Regions from separate parts of the Homo sapiens genome. Here region 1 is linked to region 2. A link is an interaction called in ENCODE POLR2A ChIA-PET data of the cell type or tissue named here. Cell type or tissue: PC-9. All regions are shown on one strand. Each heading gives the region's core, and the rest is flanking DNA. Links, peaks and the distances in the headings are about the cores only.

The links. Peaks named below come from ENCODE experiments on the same cell type or tissue, not always from the same donor. Only the 100,000 strongest peaks of a DNase experiment are listed, where the experiment ranks them.
Region 1: POLR2A ChIA-PET joins it to region 2 with 5 read pairs; 1 of 35 experiments calls an interaction of 5 or more read pairs at or near these places.

Annotation. Positions count from the first base shown.
Region 1 is chr5:67,745,689-67,757,889 of GRCh38, reverse strand. No RefSeq gene overlaps it. Among named protein-coding and RNA genes, the nearest start is that of LINC02997, 41 kb to the left of the region's middle. RefSeq lists a silencer at 9,355-9,649. In PC-9, for the core only: no CTCF peak of the experiment used is centred there; a DNase peak (open chromatin) is centred at 5,649.
Region 2 is chr5:66,843,362-66,855,562 of GRCh38, reverse strand. The region is part of intron 3 of MAST4 (microtubule associated serine/threonine kinase family member 4); the gene reads right to left. Among named protein-coding and RNA genes, the nearest start is that of MAST4-AS1, 150 kb to the left of the region's middle. RefSeq lists an enhancer at 5,153-6,352. In PC-9, for the core only: no CTCF peak of the experiment used is centred there; a DNase peak (open chromatin) is centred at 5,542; H3K27ac peaks cover 1,742 bases.

The DNA.
Region 1 (12,201 bases), core at 2,628-7,627, 900 kb before region 2:
TAATCTCCTGGTGTGCCGTTTGTTAAGCCAGTTGGAAGAGCACAATATTAGGGTGGGAGTGACCCGATTTTCCAGGTGCCGTCTGTCACCCCTTTCTTTGACTAGGAAAGGGAATTCCCTGACCCCTTGCGCTTCCGAGGTGAGGCAATGCCTTGCCCTGCTTTGGCTCACGCTCGGTGTGCTGCACCCACTGTCCTGCACCCACTTTCTGACACTCCCCAGTGAGATGAACCCAGTACCTCAGTTGGAAATGCAGAAATCACTCGTCTTCTGCGTTGCTCATGCTGGGAGCTGTAGACTGGAGCTGTTCCTATTCGGCCATCTATTATAAGTTAGTTTTTAAAGAATTGTCATATTTATAGTATTCAGTCTTCACACTCATAAGCATGAAATATGTTTCAATTTATTTGGTGCTTTAAGTATATAGATTTCAAATATATATTTAGTGTTTTAAAATAGGTCCATATATATGCATATATATACACACATATACATTTATACACACACAGACATATATAAAATATATATAGGTTTTACATGAAGAAAAATACAAAACTCAACTAAAGTATATAAAAAAGACCCATGTACCTGAGTAATATATATAGTATATATGTATAGAAGCATATATATTAAATAATATATGAATCATTTCATTTATGGTTTTACAATGTTTTTGAATTTAAAAACAATTTTTTAAATTAAATTTTTAAAATTTCAATAGTTTTTGGGGAATAGATGGTGTTTGGTTGCATGGAAAAGTTCTTTAGTGATGATTTCTGAGATTTTGGTTCACCTATCACCCGAGCAGTGTACACCGTACCTAATGTGCAGTGATGTTGAGCATTTTTTCATGTTTTTTGGCCATTTGTGTGTTTTCTTTTGAGAATTGTCTATTCATATTCTTAGCCCGCTTTTTAATGGGATTTTTTTTTCTTGCTTACTTATTGGAGTTCCTTGTAGATTCTGGATATTAGTCCTTTGTCAGATGCATGGTTTGTGAATATTTTCTCCCACTCTCTTGATTGTTCACTCTGCTGATTATTTCTTTCACTGTGCAGCATTTTAGTTTAATTAGGTCCCATCGATTTATCTTTGTTTTTGGTGCATTTGCTTTCGGGTTCTTTGTCATGAAGTCTTTGCCTAAGCCAATGTCTAGAGCAGTTTTATGAATGTTATAGAATTTTAATGGTTTCAGGTCTTAGATTTAAGTGTTGGATCCATCTTGAGTTGATTTTTGTATAAGGTGAGAGTTGAGGATCCAGCTTCATTCTTCTACATGTGGGTTGCCAATCATCCCAGTACCATTTGTTGAATAGGGTGTCCTTCCCCCACTTTATGTTTTTGTTTGCTTTGTCAAAGATCAGTTGGCTGTAATTATTTGGCTTTATTTCTGGGTTCTCTATTCTGTTCCATTGGTCTACATGCCTATTTTTATGCCAGTATCATGCTGTTTTAGTAACTATGGCCTTGTAGTATAGTTTGAAGTCAGGTAATGTGATGCCTCCAGATCTGTTCTTTTTGCTTAGTCTTGCCTTGGCTATGTGGGCTCTTTTTTGGTTCCATATGAATTTTAGGATTGTTTTTTCTATTTCTGTGAAGAATGATGGTGATATTTTGATAGGAATTGCATTGAATTTGTAGCTTGCTTTTGGCAGTATGGTCATTTTCACAATATTGATTTCACCTATCTATGAGCATGGAAACAAATGTGTTTCCATTTGTTTGTGTTGTTGATGATTTCTTTCAGCAGTGTTTTGTAGTTTTCCTTGTAGAGATCTTTTACATCCCTGGATAGGTATATTCCTAAGTTGGTTTTTGTTTTTGTTTTTATTTTTGCAGCTGTTGCAAAAGGAGTTTCAGTCCTGATTTGATTCTCAGCTTGGTCACTGTTGGTATATAGCAGCGCTGCTGATTTGTGTACATTGATTTTTGTATCCTGAAACTTTACCGAATTCATTTATCAGATCTAGGAGCTTTTTAGATGAGTCTTTAGGGTTTTCTGGGTATACGATCTTACTGGCAAACAGTGACAGGTTGACTTCCTCTTTACTGATTTGGGTGCCCTTTATTTCTTTCTCTTGTCTAATTGCTCTGGCTAGGACTTCCAGTACTATGTTGAATAGCAGTGGTGAAAATGGGGATCTTTGTCTTGTTCCAGTTCTCAGAGGGAATGCTTTCAGCTTTTCCCCATTCAGTATTACGTTGGCTGTGGGATTGTCACAGATGGCTTTTATTACCTTAAAGTATGGCCCATCTATGTCAGTTTTGCTGAGGGTTTTAATAATAAAGCGATGCTGGATTTTGTCAAATGCTTTTTTTACATTTATTGAGATGATCATATGATTTCTGTTTTTAATTCTGTTTATGTGATGGATCACATTTATTGACTTGTGTATGTTAAACAATCCCTGTATCCCTGGTATGAAACACACTTGATCATGGTGTTTTATTATTTTGATATGCTGTTGGATTTTGTTAGCTAGTATTTTGTTGAGGAATTTTGCATCTTTGTTCATCAGGGATATTGGTCTGTGGTTTTTCTTTTTCTGTTATGTCCTTTCCTGGTTTGGGTATTAGGATGATACCGGCTTCATAGAATGACTTAGGGAGGATTCTCTTTTTCTCTATTTTTTATAATAGTTTCAGTAAGAATGGTACCAATTCTTCTTCAAATGCCTGCTAGAATTCAGCTGTGAATTCATCTCATCGTGGACTTTTTTGTTGGCAATATTTTGTTATGGTTTCAATCTCACTACTTGTTATTGGTTGGTTCAGAGTTTCTATTTCTTCCTGATTTAATCTAGGAGAGTTATATATTCCCAGGAATTTATCCATCTCCTCTAGATTTTCTTGTTTGTGTGTGTAAAGATGTTCATAGTAGCCTCAAATGATCTTTTTTATTTCTGTGGTATTGGTTGTAATAACTCTTGTTTTATTTCTAATTGAGCTTATTGGGATCTTCTCTCTTAACTTCTTGGTTGATCTTACTAATGGTCTATCAATTTTGTTTATCTTTTCAAAGAACCAGTTTTTTTATTTCATTTATCTCTTGTATTTTTTGTTTCAATTTCATTTAGTTCTGCTCTGACCTTTGTTATTTCTTTTCTTCTGCTGGGTTTGGGTTCGGTTTGTTGTTGATTCTGTAGTTCCTTCAGATGTGACCTTAGATTGTCTATTTGTGCTCTTTCAGATTTTTCGATATAAGCATTTAATGTTATCAACTTTCCTTTTAGCACTGCCTTTGCTATATCCCAGAGGTTTTGATAAATTTTGTCACTATTATTTTTCACCTCAAATACTTTTTAAAATTTCCATCTTGATTTCATTGTTAACCCAAGAATCATTCAGGAGCAGATTATTTAATTTCCATGTATTTGTATAGTTTTGAGAGTTCCTTTTGGAGTTAATTTCTGGCTTTATTCCACTGTGGTCTGAGATGGTACTTGATATAATTTCAATTTTCTTAAATTTATTGAGACTTGTTTTGTGGCCTATCATATGGTCCATCTTGGAGAATGTTCCATGTGCTAATGAAAAGAATGTATATGCTGCACTTACAGGGTAGAATGTTCCGCAAATACCTGCTAAGTCCGTTTGTTTTAGGGTGTAGTTTAAGTCCATTGTTTCTTTGTTGACTTTCTGTCTTAATGACTTGTCTAGTGCTATCAGTGGAGTGTGGAAGTCCCACACTATTATTGTGTTGCTGTCTATCTCATTTGTTAGGTCTAGTAAAATTGTTTTATACATTTGGGAGCTCCAGTGTTAGGTGCATACATATTTAGGACTGTGATATTATCCTTTTGGACTGATCCTTTTATCATTATATAATGTCCCTATTTGTCTTTTTTAACTCCTGTTGCTTTAAAACTTGTTTTGTCTGATATAAAAATAGCTACTCCTGCTCACTTCTGGTGTCCATTTGCATGGAATATCTTTTTCCACCCCTTTACCTTAAGTTTATGTGAATCCTTATGCATTAGGTGATTCTCTTGAAGACAGCAGATACTTGATTGGTAGATTTTTATTCATTCTGACATTGTGTATCTTTTAAGTAGATCATTTAGGCCATTTACATTCAACATTATTATTGAGAAGTGAGATACTCTTTTATTCATCATGCTAGTTGTTGCCTGAATATCTTGATTTCTTTTTCATTGTGTTATTGTTTCATAGGCCCTGTGAGATTTAAAGGAGGTTCTATTTTGGTGTATATAGAGGTTTTGTTTCAAGACTTTTTAACTCCTTTTAGCATTCTTGTAGTGCTGGCTTGGTAATGGCGAATTCTCTCAGCATTTCTTTGTCTGAAAAAGACTTTATTTCTCCTTCATTGATGAAGCTTAGTTTTGCTGGATACAAATTCTTGGCTGGCAATTATTTTGTTTGAGGTGGCTAAAGATAGGACCCCAGTCCTTTCTGGCTTATGGGGTTTTTGTTGAGAAATCTGCTGTTAATCTGATAGGTTTTCCTTTATAGGTCACCTGATGCTTTTGCCTCACAGCTCTTAAGATTCTTTCATTCTTCTTGACTTGAGATAACCTGATGACTATGTGTCTAGGTAATGATCTTCTTATGATGAGTTTCCTAGGTGTTCTTTGAACTTCTTGTATTTGGATGGCTAAATCTCTAGTGAGGCCAAGGAAGTTTTTCTTAATTATTCCCTCAAACAAGTTTTCCAAACTTTTGGATTTCTCTGCTTCCTCAGGAACACCCAAACTTTCTTGAAGGCTTTGTTCATTATTTAAAATTTCTTTGTATTTGTCTTTGTCTGATGGAGTTAATTTGAAAGCCTTGTTTTTGAGCTCTGAAGTTCTTTCTTCTACTTTTTCTAGTCTATTTTTGACACTTTCCAGTGTATTTTGTATTTCTCTAAGTGTGTCTTTCATTTCCAGAAGTTGCGATTGTATTTTCTTTATGCTATTTCTCTGGATAATTTTTCATCTATATCCTGTATTTTTTTTTTAATTTCTTTAAGTTGTTTTTCACCTTTCTCTAGTGTCTCCTTGAGTAGCTTAATAATCAACCTCGTGAATTCCTTATCTGGCAATTTAGATATTTCTTCTTGGTTTGGATCCATTACTGGGGAGGTAGTGTGGTCTTTTAGGGGTGTTATAGACACTTGTTTTGTCATATTACCAGAATTAGTTTTCTGATTCCTTCACATTTGGGTAGACCATTTCAGTGGAAAAACCTGGAACTCAGGAGCTGCTGTTCAGATTATTTTGCACCACGGGGTGATCTCTTGATGTGGTACTCTCCCACGTCCCCTAGGGATGCTTCCTTGGAGCTGGACTGCAGTGATTGTTATTGCTCTTTTGGATCCTGCCACCCAGCAGGGCTACCAGGCTATGGGCCAGTGCCAGGATTGTCTGTAAAGAGTCCTGTGTTGTGATCTGTCTTCAGGTCTGCCAGCTGTGGATGCTAGCACCTGCCCTGGTGAAGGTGGCAGGGAAGTGAAATAGATTCTGTGAGCTCAGGTTCTCCTTGGGTGGGGCTTGCCATGGCAACTGTGGGGGATGGGGAGTGGTTCTCAGGCCAACAGGATTATGTTCCAGAGGGGATTATGGCTGCTTCTGTCACCATAGTTCTCCCATGGATCCCATGCAGTTGACAAGGCCAGTCTCACTCTCTCCCTGCAGGCAGCCTGCAGGTGGGACTCAGACCTTGCCCCCAGGTTATAAGCTTCCCTGCTGAGAAAGCAAGCATAGTTTTCAGGCTTCACCCCTCCCCCGCTGCCCACATTCTTGGCCGCAGCTCCTGCATTTCTTTCTGCAGCAGTTCCAGTTTGACCCCTGGATTCTGCTCAAGATAAACTGCATCCAGTCAAAATTATTTCAATGTTCAGTTGGAAGCTTCTTTCACCCTGTGACCCTTCCCAAATCCTGCCAGTTGCCTTCCCCAAGGGCCCCCATGAGTATAGTCATGCATGGCTTCCCTGGGCTTGAGCTGGAGAATGGGAGTGCCTACAAGGCTCTTCCCACTGCTGCTTCTACTTTTATATTTCATGCTAAATCCATTTCAACTCTTGGTAAGGTTAAATCCTTCTCCTGTAATCTGGATTTTCAGGTTCCCCAGTGCGGATATGTGTTTAGAGTCAGGCTTTCCCCATCTCGCACTTCGGGAACTCAGTTTATCACCTGTCTCGTGGAACTTGCAGTGGCATGTCACTTCTTTCCTTTTTTTTTTTTTTTTTTTTTTTGAGATGGAGTTTTGCTCTTGTTGCCCAGGCTGGAGTGCAGTGGTGCGATCTTGGCTCACCACAACCTCTCCCTCTCAGGTTCAAGTGATTCTCCTACCTCAGCCTGCCAAGTAGCTGGGATTACAGACATGTGCCACCATGGCTGGCAAATTTTTTTTTTTTTTTTTTGGATTTTTAGTAGAGATTGGCTTTCTCCATGTTGGTCAGGCTGGTCTTGAATTCCCAACCTCAGGTGATCTGCCCACCTCGGCCTCCCAAAGTGCTGGGATTACAGGCGTGAGCCACCATGCCTGGTTGGCATGTCACTCCTTTCAAAGGATTCTGTGAATTCTTTTGGCTTTCCTGGTACATTCCTGTGGTGATTCTTAGAGCAAAAGTCCACAGTGTGAGTCCCACATGCTGTTCTGTCTGTCCAGGTGAGAGCTGCATGTTAGCCCTGTCTCCTATCTGCCATCTTCCTCCACTTAAAAACAAAACTTTCTGATAGCTTTGTTATATATCATCATATGATTATTACACATATTATTTAACTGTAGTCCTCATATTGTCTACTTTAGGAGTTTTCACATTTTTACTTTAAATAATATTAAAATGAACACCCACAGGTCATTATATGCATCTCTGATTATTTCCTCTAGATTTTCAGTAGTAGATTTATAAGATTGAAATATATAAGCTTCTGAAAGACTCTTGATACATACTACCAAATACTTTTCCAAAAAGGTTGAGCTAATTTACATGCCTTCAGCATCAAAATTTAGTTTACTGTGATTGTCTGTTAATCCTTGCTAATTTCTAGGCAAACATAGTATCTAACTGGAATTTTAGTTCACATTTTTTGTATTATGGTAAATATTTAACAACTAGCTGTCTGGGGAGGTGGTGGGGGCTCATTTGTAGCATTTACTGATCTTTGAAATGGGCCACCATGGCCCATTTCAAGCCACCAACACAACATGACTGAACATAGAGTTGGGAAGAGGTATTCAGTGGACCCTTGCAAGTTGGAATGTGTTGCACACCACGGGAGGAAGTATACTATAATGGTTAAATAATGAGTCTGGAGTTGGCCAGACCTGGGTTCCTATTCCCATTACTTACTAACTTTGTGATCTTGGGTATGCATACCATACACAACTGTTTTGAAGATTTAATAATTTAATAAAATTATTTAGTACAGTTCCTGGCCCAGATTAAAAACTCAATAATAGCTATTATTATTATTTTTCATATAGCCCTAGTAATGTTTATTTTTTTCTTTTGTGAATTGTCTTTTCCTATTCTTTGATCATCTATCTTTCAAGGTATTATTGTTTTTCTTATTGACTTTTATAAGCACTTTACGTATTGAGGGTATTAGCCATTAGGAGTATTTTTTTTGCTTTTCAGGAGCATGTTTTGCTTCTTAATTTTGTGTGCTTGTAGACACTTCAAAGTTAAAAGTAGGTGTTTAGAGATGTTGAGATTTCCCTTTATGATTTCTTTCACTGTATTTATGCTTGGAAAATATCTTACCCCATCAGACATCATATAAATATTCAAAAAAATTCTCTTCTAGTTATTTTCTGATTTAATTTTGTGATTTAACTGTTTAAATTAAATTCTCTTAGAATTTATTTTGGTATACGATATGGGCAAGAAACTAATTTTTAAATCTATAACCTACTAAGCTAGGTACTAGCTATATACTATGAACTTAATCTCTTTTTACCTCAGTTTCCTCATTTGTAAATTAAATACAATAATACCTACTTCATAAGTTTGGTAAGGTAAGTACGAATTATAACATGTAATGTGCAGAGAGCAGTGTCTGACACATTCTGAATGTTAGATAGGTTAGCTATCATTATCGTCATCAGCATCATATTATTATTACCATCACCAACTTCATTTTTTTGTACTTCATCCCTTTCCATATATATATATATATATATATATACGTATATATACATACACATACATATGTGTGTGTGTATATATATACGTATATATATATATATATATATATGTGTGTGTATATATATACTTCTAAAGAAGTTGCTTTATTAACAATACAAACAAGATACTACCACCTCCAACAAATAAATTCCAGCAAACTTCTGCTTGGGGCTGGAGGCTAGCTTCTGTGTCTATAAACAAAGCCATGAGAGTCACCATGGAAAAGATGTTTTTCTTAGCCTTGAGCTATTAGAAAGTCTTGAGACTGCTGACTTTCACCTTGCAGTTCTTTATACACAGAAACAGGGTGCTCCAGGATGCTATCATTCCCGTAGCCTAAACCTAAAGTCAGGCCTTTGACCTTTTTGTCATGGAAACTCTTTGGTGGGGTGATTCAGTTCTACAAAGAACAGTGCTGGATGGACACAAGATGGGTCCTTTTCAGATACACAGAACGTCTCTAGGGAAATTTTTCCGAATAAAGAGACACCATTGCCTTACAGACACTTAAGCATGGATTGTCAGGAATGGGCCATGCTGTGATTTCAGCTGCCCATGGAAAGACATCTGCCTCTCCCCAAGTTTCCTCAAACTCGGAAACAGAGCATACTGCTGTTCCACACTTCAGTATAAGCCTAATATGGGAAATAAGTGCCTTTTGGAAAGGTACTTAGTTTTTGCTGTGAATGAATGAATTCCTTGTCTGATTATTCTCACTAAGGTGTTCATGGCTATCTAAGGTTTTGGCTGAAAGTAGGGAGACCTGGCAGCGCTATCTAATGCACACTAAAGGAGGAAGTAGGGGGTCAGTGCAGCTTCAGGCAAAAGGATAGAAGGATGCATAGGGAGTATCAACACTGTCTAAAGTGTCTGTGTAAAGAGACCACCAAACGGCTTTGTGTGAGCAACAAGGCTGTTTATTTCACCTGGGTGCAGGCGGGCTGAGTCTGAAAGGAGTCAGCAAGCGTGGTGGGATTATCATTAGTTCTTATAGGTTTTGGGATAGGCGGTGGAGTTAGGAGCAATGTTTTGCATGCAGGGGGTGGATCTCACAAAGTGCCTTCTCAAGGGTGGGGAGAATTACAAATAATCTTCTTAAGGGCAGGGGAGATTACAAAGAACCTTCTTAAGGGTGGGGGAGAAACAAATCACAATGGTGGAATGCCATCAGCTAAGGCTATTTTCACTTCTTTTGTGGATCTTCAGTTGCTTCAGGCCATCTGGATGTATAAGTGCAGGCCACAGGGGATATGATGGCTTAGCTTGGGCTCAGAGGCCTGACAAACACAGCCTGGCCCTGCTTAAGACAAACATAGCTCATCCCCAAAACATCCTGGTTCTGCACAAGGGGCCTTTCTATCACAGTGTGCCACAAGATGTTTCATCAAAGAGATTTTGTGCATGTACTTCCTCCTGAACAGCTCTGAACAAACCAACCAAATGCAGTGGCCATAATCTGTAGGATATTGCTTTAACATTTCATTTCCCTCGTTTCAGCCCTTCAGTCAAATGGGTGTCAGTGGGTTGCCCCTCCTTCCAGGGAAGGTTTTTTAGGTATGCTTGGTTTGTTACTGGGCTAGTGAACATGTAAGCAGAAGAGACGCTTTTACAGGGAGCTGCAGCCCGGCCTGCAAGTGGCTCCTACCATGTTGCTCTGAAATTGTGTGACCCTGCACATGGTCATTCCATTTGAAGGTGCTGCTGGCTATAGTGTGTCAGGCTGGATGCACCCTCTTATGTCACTTAGGGTTCACTTATTCTTTCTCGAATGCTTTTACTTTCTTTACATAATCTTAGTGTCTGACCTATATCATTATCCTTGTCTCTGAAGAATTTCTGATAACATTTCTTGCAAGGCAAGTCTGCTGAAAACAAATCTCCTAATTTTTGTTTGTCCAGGAAAGTCTTTATTTCTCCTTCACTTTTAAAGGATAATTTCTCAGGGTCCAGAATTCTAGGTAGGTGAGTTTTTTTCTCAAAACACTTTAGATATCTTAGTCCATTCTCTCCTTGCTTTGTATGGTTTCTGAGACATCAGATGTAATTCTTATCTTTGTTCCTCTATAGTTAAGGTGGGTTTTTCCCCCACCTTTGGCTCCTTTTTAGATTTTTTTTTATCTTTGATGATCTACAATTTGAATATGATATGCTTATGTATAGTTTTTTTTGTTATTCAATTTTTTTGGTATTCTTGGAGCTTCCTTGATCTGTGGTTTATTGTGTAGCATTAATTTAGGGGTAATTTTTAGACATTATTGGTTCTAACATTTTTTGTTCCTCTGTCTCTTTCTTCTCCTGCTGGTATTCCCATTGCAGGTATATTACACATTTTGTAGGTGTTTCACTGTCCTTGGCTATTTTGTTCCATTTTTTTTCTTTACTTTTCCATTTTGGAAGTTTCTATTGATAAATCCTCAAACTCAGAGATTCTTTCCTCAGCCACATCTCGTCTACTACTGAGCCTATCAAAGGCATTCTTCATTTCTCTTACAGTGTTTTTTATCTCTAGGATTTCTTTTTTATTCTTTCTTAACAATTTTCATTTCTCTGCTTACCTTATTCCTCTGCTCTTGCATGCTGTCTACCTTTTCCATTACATTCCTTAGCATAGTAATCACAGTTTTACATTCCCAGTCAGATAATTCCAACATCCCTGCCATGCCTGCATCTGGATCTTATGATTGCTGTGTCTCTTCAAATGTGTTTTTTGCTTTGTAGTAGTTACTTGTTGAAATTTGTTGTGGGAAGTCAGGGACCCCAAATGGAGGGACCGGCTGGAGCCGTGGCAGAGGAACACAAATTGTGAAGATTTCATGGACATTTATCAGTTCCCAAATAATACTTTTATAATTTCTTATGCCTGTCTTTAATCTCTTAATCCTGTTATCTATCTTCGTAAGCTGAGGACGTACGTAACCTCAGGACCACTGTGATAATTGTGTTAACTGTACAAATTGATTGTAAAACATGTGTGTTTGAACAATATGAAATCAGTGCATCTTGAAAAAGAACAGAATAACAGCGATTTTTAGGGAACAAGGGAAGACAACCATAAGGTCTGACTGCCTGCGGGGTTGGGCAAAAAGAGCCATATTTTTCTTCTTGTAGAGAGCCTATAAATGGACGTGCAAGTAGGGAGGATATCGCTAAATTCTTTTCCTAGCAAGGAATATCAATGTTAATACCCTGGGGAAGGAATGCATTCCTGGGAGGAGGTCTATAAACAGCCACTCTGGACTTGTCTGTCTTATGAGGTTGAGATAAGGACTGAGATACAACCTGGTCTCCTGCAGTACCCTCAGGCTTACTAAGGTGGGGAAACACTCTGCCCTGGTAAATTTGTGGTCAGACCAGTTCTCTGCTCTTGAACGCTGTTTTCTGTTATTTAAGATGTTTATCAAGAAAATACGTGCACTGCTGAACATAGACCCTTATCAGCAGTTCTGCTTTTGCCCTTTGCCTTCTGATCTTTGTTGGACCCTTATCAGTAGTTCTACTTTTGCCCTCTGTCCTGTTCCCTCAGAAGCATGTGATCTTTGTTAGACCCTTACTAGTAATTCTGCTGTTTGCCTTTTGAAGCATGTGATCTTTGTACCTACTCCCTGTTCTTACATTCCCTCCCCTTTTGAAACCCTTTATAAAAATTTGCTGGTCTGAGACTCAGATGGGCATCATGGTCCTACCGATATGTGATGTCACCCCTGGCGGCCCAGCTGTAAAATTCCTCTCTTTGTACTGTCTCTCTTTATTTCTCAGCTGGCTGACACTTATAGAAAGAACCTACGTTGAAATATTGGGGCGGGTTCCCCCAACAGAAATCTTGACATGATGTACTGTGTAAAAGAAACTGCTGTAGATAGGCCTTTAGTGGTGTGGTGGTAAGTATGAAGGGAGAGAAAGCATTCTGTAGTCCTGTGATTAGGTTTCAGGCTTTTAGTGAGCCTGTGCCCTGGGCTGTGACCTTTACAAGTGCTTCTCAATCCCCTCACTCACTCCTTAGGTAAGACAGGGTGGCCAGAGGAGGATGGAGTTGGGTATTCTACTAGACTACTTAGGCTCTTATAAAC
Region 2 (12,201 bases), core at 3,310-8,309:
ACATCCCGAAGCTACTTGCCTTCAAATTCTCATCTCCAGCTCTGTTCTCAAGAGAACACAAATGAAGCGAGCAAACACCACCTAGTCCAGCTCTAAATGTATTTTTCTTAATCGTGGATTCTACTTGCATTGGGCCATTCTTCCATTGCTATAAAGAAGTATCTAAGACTGGGTAATTTATAAAGAAAAGAGGTTGGTGCTGGCATCTGCTCAGCTTCTGGGGAAGCCTCAGGGAGCTTTTAATCATAGCGGAAGGTGAAGGAGGAGCAGGAGTCTCACATGGCAATAGCGGGAGCAAGAGAGAGGCAGGTGGGGAAGATGCCACACACTTTTAACCATCAGATCCCACAAAAGCTCACTCATCACCAAGGGGATGGCTCTAGGCCATTCATGAGGGATCCCACCCCACAATCCAACATCTCCCACCAGGGCCCACCTCCAACGCTGGGGATTACATTTCAACGTGAGATTTGGTAGGGCCACAGATCCAAACCATAGTACTACTACTTTCTAAATACTTGAGTGTCAAACAGCATGTGAACACAGACACAAAAATAAACAGGATGAAGTCTCTGTTGTCAAGGAACTCACAAATCTAGCAAGGCAGAATTCGCACACACTTGTCATAAAATGTGACAATGGGTAATGTCAAGGCGGGTACAAAATATACCAGAGCACTGAGGAAAGGGTGACTGCTTCTGCTTGTGGAGATGCTCCCAGCTCACATCTTTTTCCTCTTCTAACTGATAGGGCAGCATTTACAATGGTTTCCAATCATCCTTGGCTCCTGGCCTTCATACCTTTTTTTAGTCTGTCCTTGAGTATGGGATTTAGTGGTTCACTTCTAAGGACTAGAATACAACGGAAGTGAGGAGGTGTCACTTCCCAGATTAGGTTACAAGACTGTAACTTCTCCTTCCAAGAAGAAGGAGGGACTGCCCTCTCTTGCCCTCTCCCATGCTCCGTCTGATGGAAGTGAGTTGTCATGCTATGAGCCGTCCTATGAGCAGAAGAACATGACAAGGATCTAAGTGGGCTTGGAAAGCAGGTGGTGCCCCAGTCCAGCCTTGAAGTAGCTGCAGCCCCAGCCGATACCTTGATATTAGCCTTGTAACAGACCTGGTGCCAGATCACCCAGCTAAGCTGCATCTGGATTCCTGATTCACAAAAACTATGACATGGTAAATATTTGTTGTTTGAAGCAGATATGTTTTGGAGTCATTGGTCACAACTCCATAGATAACCAGTATACACACTAATCATGATATTAAATCACCAAAATATGGATAAATAGTCTAGGCAAAGAGTGTCTGATACCTGATTCTTGTTCTTTCACATACTCATTCAATAAGCATCTACTGTGTGCTAGGCAGTATAGGCACAAAGCTTAACTTTTAAAAATGACACCAGCCGGGGGCAGTGGTTTACACCTGCAATCCTGCTACTGGGGAGGTTAAGACCAGCCTGGGCAATATGAGGAGACACCATCTTTTATAAAAATAATAAATAAATAAATAAAAATGTCAGTCCCTGCCTTTGTGGAAAAAGCAAATTTGCAAAATTTGTAGCAAATCTATTTATGCAACTTCCCTAACTTATTTTAAACTATGATTTGTTATAAATGTTTAATTTCTACTGACCCTTTAAGTAATTTATTAAATATATAATTAAAATAGCTTTGCTAAATTAAATGCACTTTATGTTTGATGCAAGATACTTAAAGGTTTATTCAATCTGTTTAAAACATAAGTTATATATTTAGAAAAGAATTCTGATTTCCTTTTCCACAAAAAATCCTTGCAGGAATTAGGTCTTTTCCTTCCATTCATTCAAAAAACTATTCCCACAGGCAGAAAACCCATGAAGCAGTGAATTGAAAAACTTTATGTCCAAACATTCTGTAATATTTTCCAAATCAACTATTTTGAAGTCTACATTCTCCTCTTTCTGATGAGACTTAGTAACTTCTGCACAAACTCAGAATAAACATGTAAGCATTACTGAACAAGATTACTTAGGTGAGACTTCCATCTTCTGTGATATAACTTTTCCCTCTCACCATATACTAACAAGAAGGGACAAACCCATAAAAACAGGAGGGTTCTTTCTCACTTATTCATGAAACACTTCTTTAATACTATTTATTTTTAAAAATACCATCAGCTTTTCCACAGAATCCTAAGCATCCTACATAAAGAAATATGATCATTTAGAATAAATAGAAAACAAAGATATGGGGAAATGATTTTTCAGTGACCTACACACAGACACACACACGGGACCTATTAAACCTATGACTAGACCAGTTACACTTACTCCGGGTAGATTAAATTATCACACTGGTTATGCAGGCTTTTCGAACATGCCTCTATTTTCTTCCCATTAATAGAATCCACTTTAACTAACATGACTTGAACAAAAGTTCACTTTCATTAGAAGCAATAACTTGACTCTACCAGTCATGGCACAAGGCCATGAACTAAGGAATAGAAACCAGAATATATGGGAGGAAAATCACAAAGGGACTTGATTTATTAACCACCCTCCTCTTAAGACTCACTCTGGGCTTTGACCAGGGTGTACCATCCACTATGACACTGTTGAGAAGAGTATGTCATTTCTGTTTTCCACTTTCAAACAGGATCCTACAGTCTTCCTCCTCAGCTCATCATATTTTCTGCATCCCTCTTTCTTCACGCACCAAAGGGAATATAATGAGAATTCTATTTAGGGAGGGAAGATAGTTTACATTTCATTAGGATATCCTTTGAAGATTACTGACAACTATCTCTGTAACTTACTTAAACCCACTGACACAATGGAGCTCCGAGAACTTGCATTGCAATGGTATTTTCTATACAAAAGATTTATCTGTGTTTCTAATTTGGGGGAAAAATGTAGCCAAAAGTACAGTCTAAATGAATTTCAGTTGTGCAAAAATCCAGCCCAACTTCTCCCTCAAAATCATTTTGCGGTAAGAAAGGGCCAGACCATGGTACAAATTGTGAAGCCAAGGAGATACAGATTTGTATCCACACAGACAAGCGTTACGGTGTCCAGGGAATTTGTCAAACATCTCTGAGCCTCGGTTTCCTCTTCTATAAAATGGAGTTAATAGGCCAGGCACGGTGGCTCATACCTGTAATATCAGCCTTTTTGGAGGTCGAGGAAAGCAGATCCGCTTGAGCCCAGGAGTTTGAGACCACCCTGGGCAACATGGCAAAACCCCGTCTCAACAAAAAGTACAAAAATTAGCCCATGGTAGTGCATGCGTGTAGTCCCAGCTACTCAGCAGGCTGTGGTGGGAGGACCACCTGAGCCTGGGAGGTTGAGGCTGCAGTAAGTCATGATTGCACCACGGCACTCCAGCCTGGGTGACAGAGTGAGACCTCATCTCAAAAAGAAAAAGGAGTTAATAATGCCTAGCTATTTTGAGGATTACAGCTTATATATCTATATATATACAGTGTCTATCACATTTACTATTTAGTAAACTTCCATTATAACATGGTAGATTATTATATATTTTCAAAATAGTCCACCACATTGAACCCAGTACTAAAACTGTTCATGGAAATTACTATTCATTAAATATACTGGGAGTTTAGCTAATGTCAGATAACCTCGCCAGATTATACAATAAGGGGATCAAACTAAAGGAACCTCCAAAACCTATCTAGCTCTAAAATAAATAACACAATGAAATTAGGCACACTTAGCAAGTCTGAAAACAGTCAAAAAGAAGGGTATAGACAAAAATGTTCCCAAAAAGAATTATTCCACAATTAGCTACTGCTCATTTTCAGGAGGAAGTCTGCACCAAGGAAACGCTGATACAAATAGGGGCTCCACTAAGAGAAGTGCATGCACTATAGTAATCCACTGATATGTGGTGTTAATAAAAATAAAAAGGGATTTAGATACATAGCACAGGTTTTTAAAACATTAAGAAAACGGTGACTCTGAAGAGTCATTTCCTAAGGAATAAAAGGGACAGCAAGCTGCAACAGTATCTCACATGAATTAAACTGTCCTTTAAGAGCAATGACCAACACAAAAAGAATGCATCTGAGGCTACTCAAGGCATCCTTATGGTTCTTGCCATAGGTGTTAAATTTTGTGTAACAAAAATTTGTTACTAAGAGGTTGCCTCAAATTGGCTAGCAGCCTAATAAATTAGACGGCTGCTCCTGCCCACCCTCCTATTAAACCCTGGTTAAGGAGATGCTCTACCCAACTCTTTTTCTCTTCTCTGAGCCTTTTTGCTGAGGCTTTGAATAGATAGATACAAAGACAGACAGACAGAAAATAGAGAGTGTAGACTTCAAAGTAGTTGATTTGGGAAATATTACAGAATGTTTGGACATAATAGACAGATAAGATTAGATTATGGCTCTTACAATAAACAGGGCCAAGATGGAATATTGTGCTAAAATCCCATTTGATTTGAAAATGTTTTGAAACCATTCGAAATTGTAAAAGACATTATCATCCATGGGGAAATGTTGCTGGGCATGCACCGAGTGTAAATACTGCCTAAGCAGCCTCTACTTGCAGGAGAAACCCTCTCTCCATTATAAGAGAACACATTTCTCAAATGTATGCATTTTTTTCTTCAAAAAAAAAAAAAAAAGGCTTAAAATGGTGGCAACATCTTGGGTCAGGGTTGTGCAATTTAAGTTGAATCAGAAGACACACTGAAGGATATTAATGAACACTCTGAAATGGAGTAATTTCTGTTAGGCAAGAACCAGTTCCTTTTTTTAAAAAAAGTATACAGGTTAAGTAATCCTTCTCCAAAATGCTTAGAACCAGAAGTATTTCAAATTTCAGGAGATTTGGGAATATTTGCATATAATGAGACACCTTGGGGAAAAGACCCAAGTCTAAACATGAGATTCATCTGTGCTTCTTACACACCTTATACACATATCCTGAAGGTAATTTTAATAATTTTGTACATGAAACCAGGCTGACTGTGGTTTGACTGTGACCAATCCACACACGAGATCAGGTATGGAATTTTCCACTTGTAGCATCATGTTGGCATTCAAAAAGTTTCCAGTTTCACAGCATTTCAAATTTCAGATTTTCAGATAAGAGATGCTCTACCTGTAGTTCAATGTGGCCACACAGAAGAACTCAAGCATCGGCTACGTGTAGACAGACAGAGCGAACAAACAAAGGAATGTTTGACAACTATGAACAAAAACACCTTGATTTTGACATTCACTATTTTGATAACTTCAGTTCATTTTATTTCTCTGAAATTCAGTGTTCTTAACCGAAAGATGAAGTAATGAAGCTAGATTAAATCGAAGGTTTCTCTCCTAGACTTAAAATTCTACAATTCTCTAATTCTAAAGCACCTCGGGCTTCAGCTGTTGAGGCAAAAGAATGCTTTATTTTTTATTTTTTAACAGAAAAGCTCTAAACTTGAACTCTGGAGGAGTTACAGAGGCAATAAAAGGCAAATCAGGCAAATTCTTTACCTGGAATTCTGCAGTGAGTCAGAGGATGTGCAGGGACAAGAATCCAGAATTCATCATCTTTATTCTGGCTGATGTAACCACTATAAATAATTGCCTCATGCCTGTGAGGTAATATGCTTTTGCCAAGGACCCCATTAACATCTAAGCAGACCTTGAGAGAGTCTCCTCTATTGTGCACACAGCTTTTATCAAATTATATTTCTTTTTAAACTTTCTGCCCTGATTATAAAAATAATACATAACATAGATTCCTAATGGAACAGCTCAAAAACACAAAGAGAATTAAAATCAACTGCTAACTCCAGCCCTTGAAAATAACAAATATTTATTGACCATGTATTGGGGATGTAACGGGGGCAAGACAATTTTCTTGATCTTAAGAAGTTTACAGACCCACAGGGTGGAAAGAGACAGGCAAGAGGCAGTTCCACAGATTCTCACCAGAGCTCGGCTAGGTGATGGTGGTCTGCAGAAGGAACGCCTTGCCCTGAAGAAGGAACGCCTTACCCTGGCTTACTTCTCTGGGCAAAGAAATGCTCAAGTGAACTCCAGGAAAGGAGGAGATGGAGTAAATGAAAAAGGACAGGAGAAGAGAAAAGGGGGGAGGAAAGCAGAAGAGGAGTAGGGTAAAGAGAGAGGGGAAAGGGGAGGTGGAGGGGAGAATAGACAGGAGGAGGGAACTGGATGCAGAAGGAAGGAGAACCAGCCAACAAACGGAGAGACTCCTCAGGAGGAGGGCACAGATGTTTCCTTAGCGAAGACTTGATAGACTCTAGTTTCTGCCTGCTTCCTCAGCTTCGAATTGGGGTATGAACCAGAATAGAACAAACTGGACAAAACTAGACAGAACCCCCCAAAATTTCCATCAGCTCTGCAACAATGCCACAGGGTCAGCCTCTAGACATGGAACCCCAGTTTGGCTTATGACCCCCTCATCACAATACAAAGATGCATAAAGGAGTCAAGGAAACCTAGAGCAAGGACACCCCTAATCATCCATAATGGGGATATTGAGAGTCATTATTTCACTGAGTCCAACAGGTTTCCTGTTTTGCAGAGGCTCTGACCCTGGACAAAATTCCATCGCTTTAACTCATGATGCAGGAAGAGCATAACGCTGGGGAACGCAGCATAAAAGGCAATCCTCTCCACATGTTTGACAGAGTTTTCTGATATGAGCACACCAGACATCCCAGCTGCTCGTGCCATGTGTATAAATGCTGCAGCTACAGACATACATGTGGTCTGGCAAGAGGGTCTATGGAATTGGATCTTAAATCATGAGTACAACTTTCATAAGTAAACACACTGGAGAGAAGAGGAAGAAAACTAGGAAGAAAAGAAGGAAAAGAAATAGAGAATTTTAAAAAATCACTAGGCGGGATTTTCTGTTCCATACATCCTAATCCTCACAAAACTGCATCTAAGAGTCGACAGATGAGAACAATTATTTAGAGCACAAGTGATAAAAGGCAATAACAATATAAAGCTTTTTGCAGACTTGCCACATCAGCTATTTATCACTGTCAAATCATTTAGGTTAAAAAATTATAATAACGGAGGCTAACTGATCATTGGTGAAGTCATGCCTAGTAATTCTTAGTAAACAAACAAACAAAAAAAACAACCTGCCTGCTTTTAAGAGGTTAGCAGAGTAAAAGCACAAATATACTAATCCTTCAAAGAAGAAAAAACTTAGTATTTTATGACAAATGTTACTGAAATAAATTTGCATTCCTTATCGCCTTTTTTCTGCCTCTTCTAACATCATAAACAAATTATTTACATATAAAGCATGTTTTAATTGTAAAATAACAAAGAATAAGAAAACTTTGTAGAAGAAAAAAAGCAAGACATTTTAGAAAGGGGATACACTAAATTTACTTTGACACCAAAATAAAAATTTCTGAATATTCAAAAGAAAAAAATCTTAAGCAAATAGTAAGCAAATTAAAACCCCAAAAGAGTAGGATACTTTTTGTTCCAAGTAACAAAATACCCAAATCACAGTGACTTAAACAATATAAAGGATTTATCCACTGGGGCAACACAAAAGTCCAGCAAGAGGTTTTGCTTAGGACAACATTTGATCCAGTGGCCTTACAGTGGCTGTAAGAACTTGATTTCTTTCCAAGTCTTGGCCTCACCTTTCACGGCACTGCCATTTTCCTAAAACAATCTTTCTTCATACACCCAGTGTAGCTTTGAGCTACTGTTAAGGTTTTTCTTTTTTTTTTTTTTTTTTTTTTTGAGAAGGAGTCTTGTTCCAGCACCCAGGCTGGAGAGTAGTGGCACAATCTCAGCTCACTGCAACTTCCGCCTCCCTAGTTCAAGTGATTCTAGTGCCTCAGCCTCCCAAGTAGCTGGGATTACAGGCTCCCACCACCACCTCCAGCTAATATTTGTGTTTTTGTTGTTGTTGTTGTTTTATTTTTTGAGATGGAGTCTCGCTCTGTCACCCAGGCTGGAATGCAGTGGCATGATTTCAGCTCACTGCAACCTCTGCCTCCTGGGTTCAAGCAATTCTCCCTGCCTCAACTTCCCAAGTATCTGGAATTACAGGCGTCCACTACCACGCCTGGCTAATTTTTGTATTACTTAGTAGAGATGGGGTTTTGCCATGTTGGCAAGGCTTGTCTTGAACTCCTGATCTCAGGTGACCTGCCTGCCTCAGTCTCCCAAAATGCTGGGATTACAGACGTGAGCCACCATGCCTGGCCCTGTTAAGGTTTTGTATCTCCCAATTAATGTCCAACAAGAAAAAGCATCTTTGCCTCAGCAGTCCCAGTAATGGGACAGAAATTCACTCTGCTAGACTTAGTGTACGTCACATGCCATCCTTGTGGTCCCTGGGACAGAATTAAGACAGATCTACATCAAATGCTCCCCTCGATTTGAATCCGTGTCAACTTTTCCAAAACCATCTTTTGGCCCTACTTTTCATGGCACTACCATCTTCCTAAACAAGCTTTCTTTAAACACTCAATATAGCTCTCAGTTATTGTTGAGGCTACGTATTTCCTAATTAATGTCCACTAAGAAAGAAAATCTTTCCCAAATGGAAAAAAGGGGGCTGATAAAGAAGGCACTGGAGAAATGAGTGCCAGGGAGGTAGACACCACCAGGAAACCACACGTTCTAATGCAGGAAGATCTGAATTTAGTTAAGTCATACAAAGTTATAGGCAAATTATATACAACTCAAAATTATTTTCCATAATAAAATTAATAAATGTTCCAGACACCATTTTACCTCCATGAGCCCCTTAGATGTCTTTCATCCTATCTTACAAGAACTAAAATTAACTTAAACAGCAACTAAAATTTTAAATCTCCTTTTTCTGGCCTTATTCATTTTTCTGTTTACCAGCCTGACTCTCCATATACCAACTAATTTATGGAATTCAGCCTTCAAGAGAATGTTCCAGAAATTTTATACCATAACATACCTCTTCTGATAGAATTACATACTTTATAATTTACAGTCATGGATTAACTCTATTTTCTCCAGGACTCAAGTCATTAATCTATAGCAACAAACTAGCTGTACCTCCATAGACCAGGAAAGCCTGCCTCTTAGTATAATGGACATTATCTCATCCTGCCTCTCATGGATAAAATATCAAGAACTAATATCCCTCTCTAAGCCTACAATTGAAAAAAATACATCATAGCTTTAGCTCCTCAAGGCTATTGGAGAAGTATGGATATGTGGAACTCATCACAATTTTTCTACCAAACTAACCACCTTCGCATAGATACCCTAACCACACCCATCTCTGAGCTTCCGTGTTATCCCAGATACAACTTCTACTGAACTTGTCACAGTGGATGATAACTGTAAGTTGGGCCATCAGTCTGGCCTGCTTCAGAGAGGCAAAAAAGGGTAAGACCATTAAGAATGCGGCCAAACTCTCTGGATTTCAATCCAGGTATCTAAGTTTGAAGCTAGACTCTGTCACTTATTAATTCTATGAATTCACTAAAGGTCAGGTAACTCTCCAGTTTTCTTCTCTAAAAACTGAGGACAGCAGCACCTCCTCCAAGGGTATGTGATAGAAATGAAATGAACTGATACATGTAAAGCACTCAGAATGGCACCTGGCACTTAGAAGTTCAATAAATGTTATGTTTATAATTCTTTCATAGGATACTATTTTCAAAAGCATCCTTGAAGTCCCAGCACAGAAGAGGGCCAAATATATACTGCCCAATAAATAAATGTCTATTTATTTATTCATTTGGTCCACTAATCTTAAAGTGTTCCTAAAGATTAGTGACCTTATCAGGAAACAACAGGTGCTGGAGAGGATGTGGAGAAATAGGAACGCTTTTACACGGTTGGTAGCAATGTAAACTAGTTCAACCATTGTGAAAGACAGTGTGGCGATCCCTCAAGGATCGAGAACTAGAAATACAATTTGACCCAGCCATCCATTACTGGGTATATACCCAAAGGATTATAAATCATGCTACTATAAAGACACATGCACACGTATGTTTATTGTGGCACTATTCACAATAGCAAAGACTTGGAACCAACCCAAATGTCCATCAATGATAGACTGGATTAAGAAAATGTGACACATATACACCATGGAATACTATGCAGCCATAAAAAAGGATGAGTTCATGTCCTTTGTAGCGACATGAAGCTGGAAACCATCATTCTGAGCAAACTATCGCAAGGACAAAAAACCAAACACTGCATGTTCTTACTCATAGGTGGGAATTGAACAATGAGAACACTTGGACACAGGGCGGGGAACATCACACACCGGGGCCTGTTGTGGGGTGGAGGGATGGGTGAGGGATAGCATTAGGAGAAATGCCTAATGTAAATGACGAGTTAATGGGTGCAGCAAACCAACACGGCACATGTATACATATGTAACAAACCTGCACGTTGTGCACATGTAACCTAGAACTTCAAGTGTGTGTGTGTATATATATATATATATATATATATATATATATATATATATAAAGATTAGTGACCTTAATGGGTCAGTGTTATTTTCCAGGTCCTCCTTTCTTCTTGTGCCTCAGGCTTTCCCTGGCTAATCTCCTCCACTCCCATGGCTTCATTTAGCACCCATAAGATAATGACACCTAGATTGTTATCTCTAGGCCATTTGCATCCTTCTCTCTCCAAGCTCATATGTATCCTTCTTATCTATTGGATCTTTCCCTTTGAATTTCTCAATAGGACCCAAAATGTAAGGTGAATGGAACAATAATCACCGCCAAACTCAACCACTGATGCCAGGCTTCTGATAACTCCATAGCTGGATGAGCATCCTCTTAAGTACTCTTACAGCACTCTTTATACTCATCTACTTATCCCTTTCTTGAGCATCTACTATGTGTCATGTCAGGCTAACCATCATAGTACTCACTCTGCATTGTCTAGTTACCAGTCTGCCATCTCCACTTCTGGCCATAAGCTCCCGGAAGACAACCAGAATTGGGTCTTATTTGTCCTTGTTTAACCAGCCTGGCACAAAGCAAAAATGCACAACAAATATCCGTTGGGTGAGTGAATGAATGTTCCCATAAGACTGGTCCAATGATGACCCCATAGAGCTAAAACACTTCCCGTAGATCACAAGTTAATACCAAGAGACAACAGTAGTAGGAAGAATGTAGCTGATTACTGTTTTCAGCATACAGATAAAATCCAAAGATGCTCCAAGAAATCAACATTCTTATACTATGTCCAAAGTGGTTCCATTAATACTGATGAAAAGAACATAAATGTGTGCCTGCATTTCAAAGCTGAAAAGGTCATAGGAGTCCATAACTGAGAAAACCCAGGAGGTAAGGGGAATTGTGGATAGCAGAAACCAACAACCCATAATCCCCCCGCCCCAACACACACACACACACACACACACACACACACACACACACACACACACACACACACACAGGCTGACTGGGACCAGCTGTTAAAGATGAATGCCAGACTTTACACCAGCTTTCAGTTTAGAACAACCTAAGGAAAGTGTCTGACAATGACGGGAAGGGCTATTATAATGAAAGACACCCTCCTTGCATGAGGAGGCAGGAAATGATGCAGCCACTGGGCACCACCACCACTATCCCCGCCAGCACATCCATCTGAGCAAATCTGAAAGCCTGGGGGTGAGGGGAGCTAAAACCTGAGATAATTCATGAAACTACGAAAGAGGGTCCAATTCCATTACTTTGTGCAACCGCTTTGTGCTCCAAGTATGAGCCGCTAATATACCCTGGCTGTGTATCAAAATTCCCATGAATATTTGTTATTTTTCCCAGAAAATTGACCCTACCTAGAAATTACAGAACTTCAAAGGCAGCAAAGAGAACTGGTAAAGTCTTTTTTGATATGGCTCCCAGAAAGTGACAGAAAGTGACTCAATTCAAACCATCATCAACACTCTATGGGGACATAAGGCTTAACAAAGAACTTCACTTAAGTCTATGTTCCTTCTTCCAAACTTAATGCCGGATACTCAGCCTCATCACATATTGAAGACTGTATCAGAAAATGTTAGTGCTAGCACCAATAGGCATTAGGCAGTAGACTCAGTTGGGGGAGTCTTGGATCTGGCTAAGAAAATCATTCTCCTCTCTGTTAAGCGACCATAGCTCAGAGAAAAAAAGGATTCTGAAGGCACTAACTGTTCAGGAAGGCTAACTTGTAGATCAAATGACAGAGGAACTAT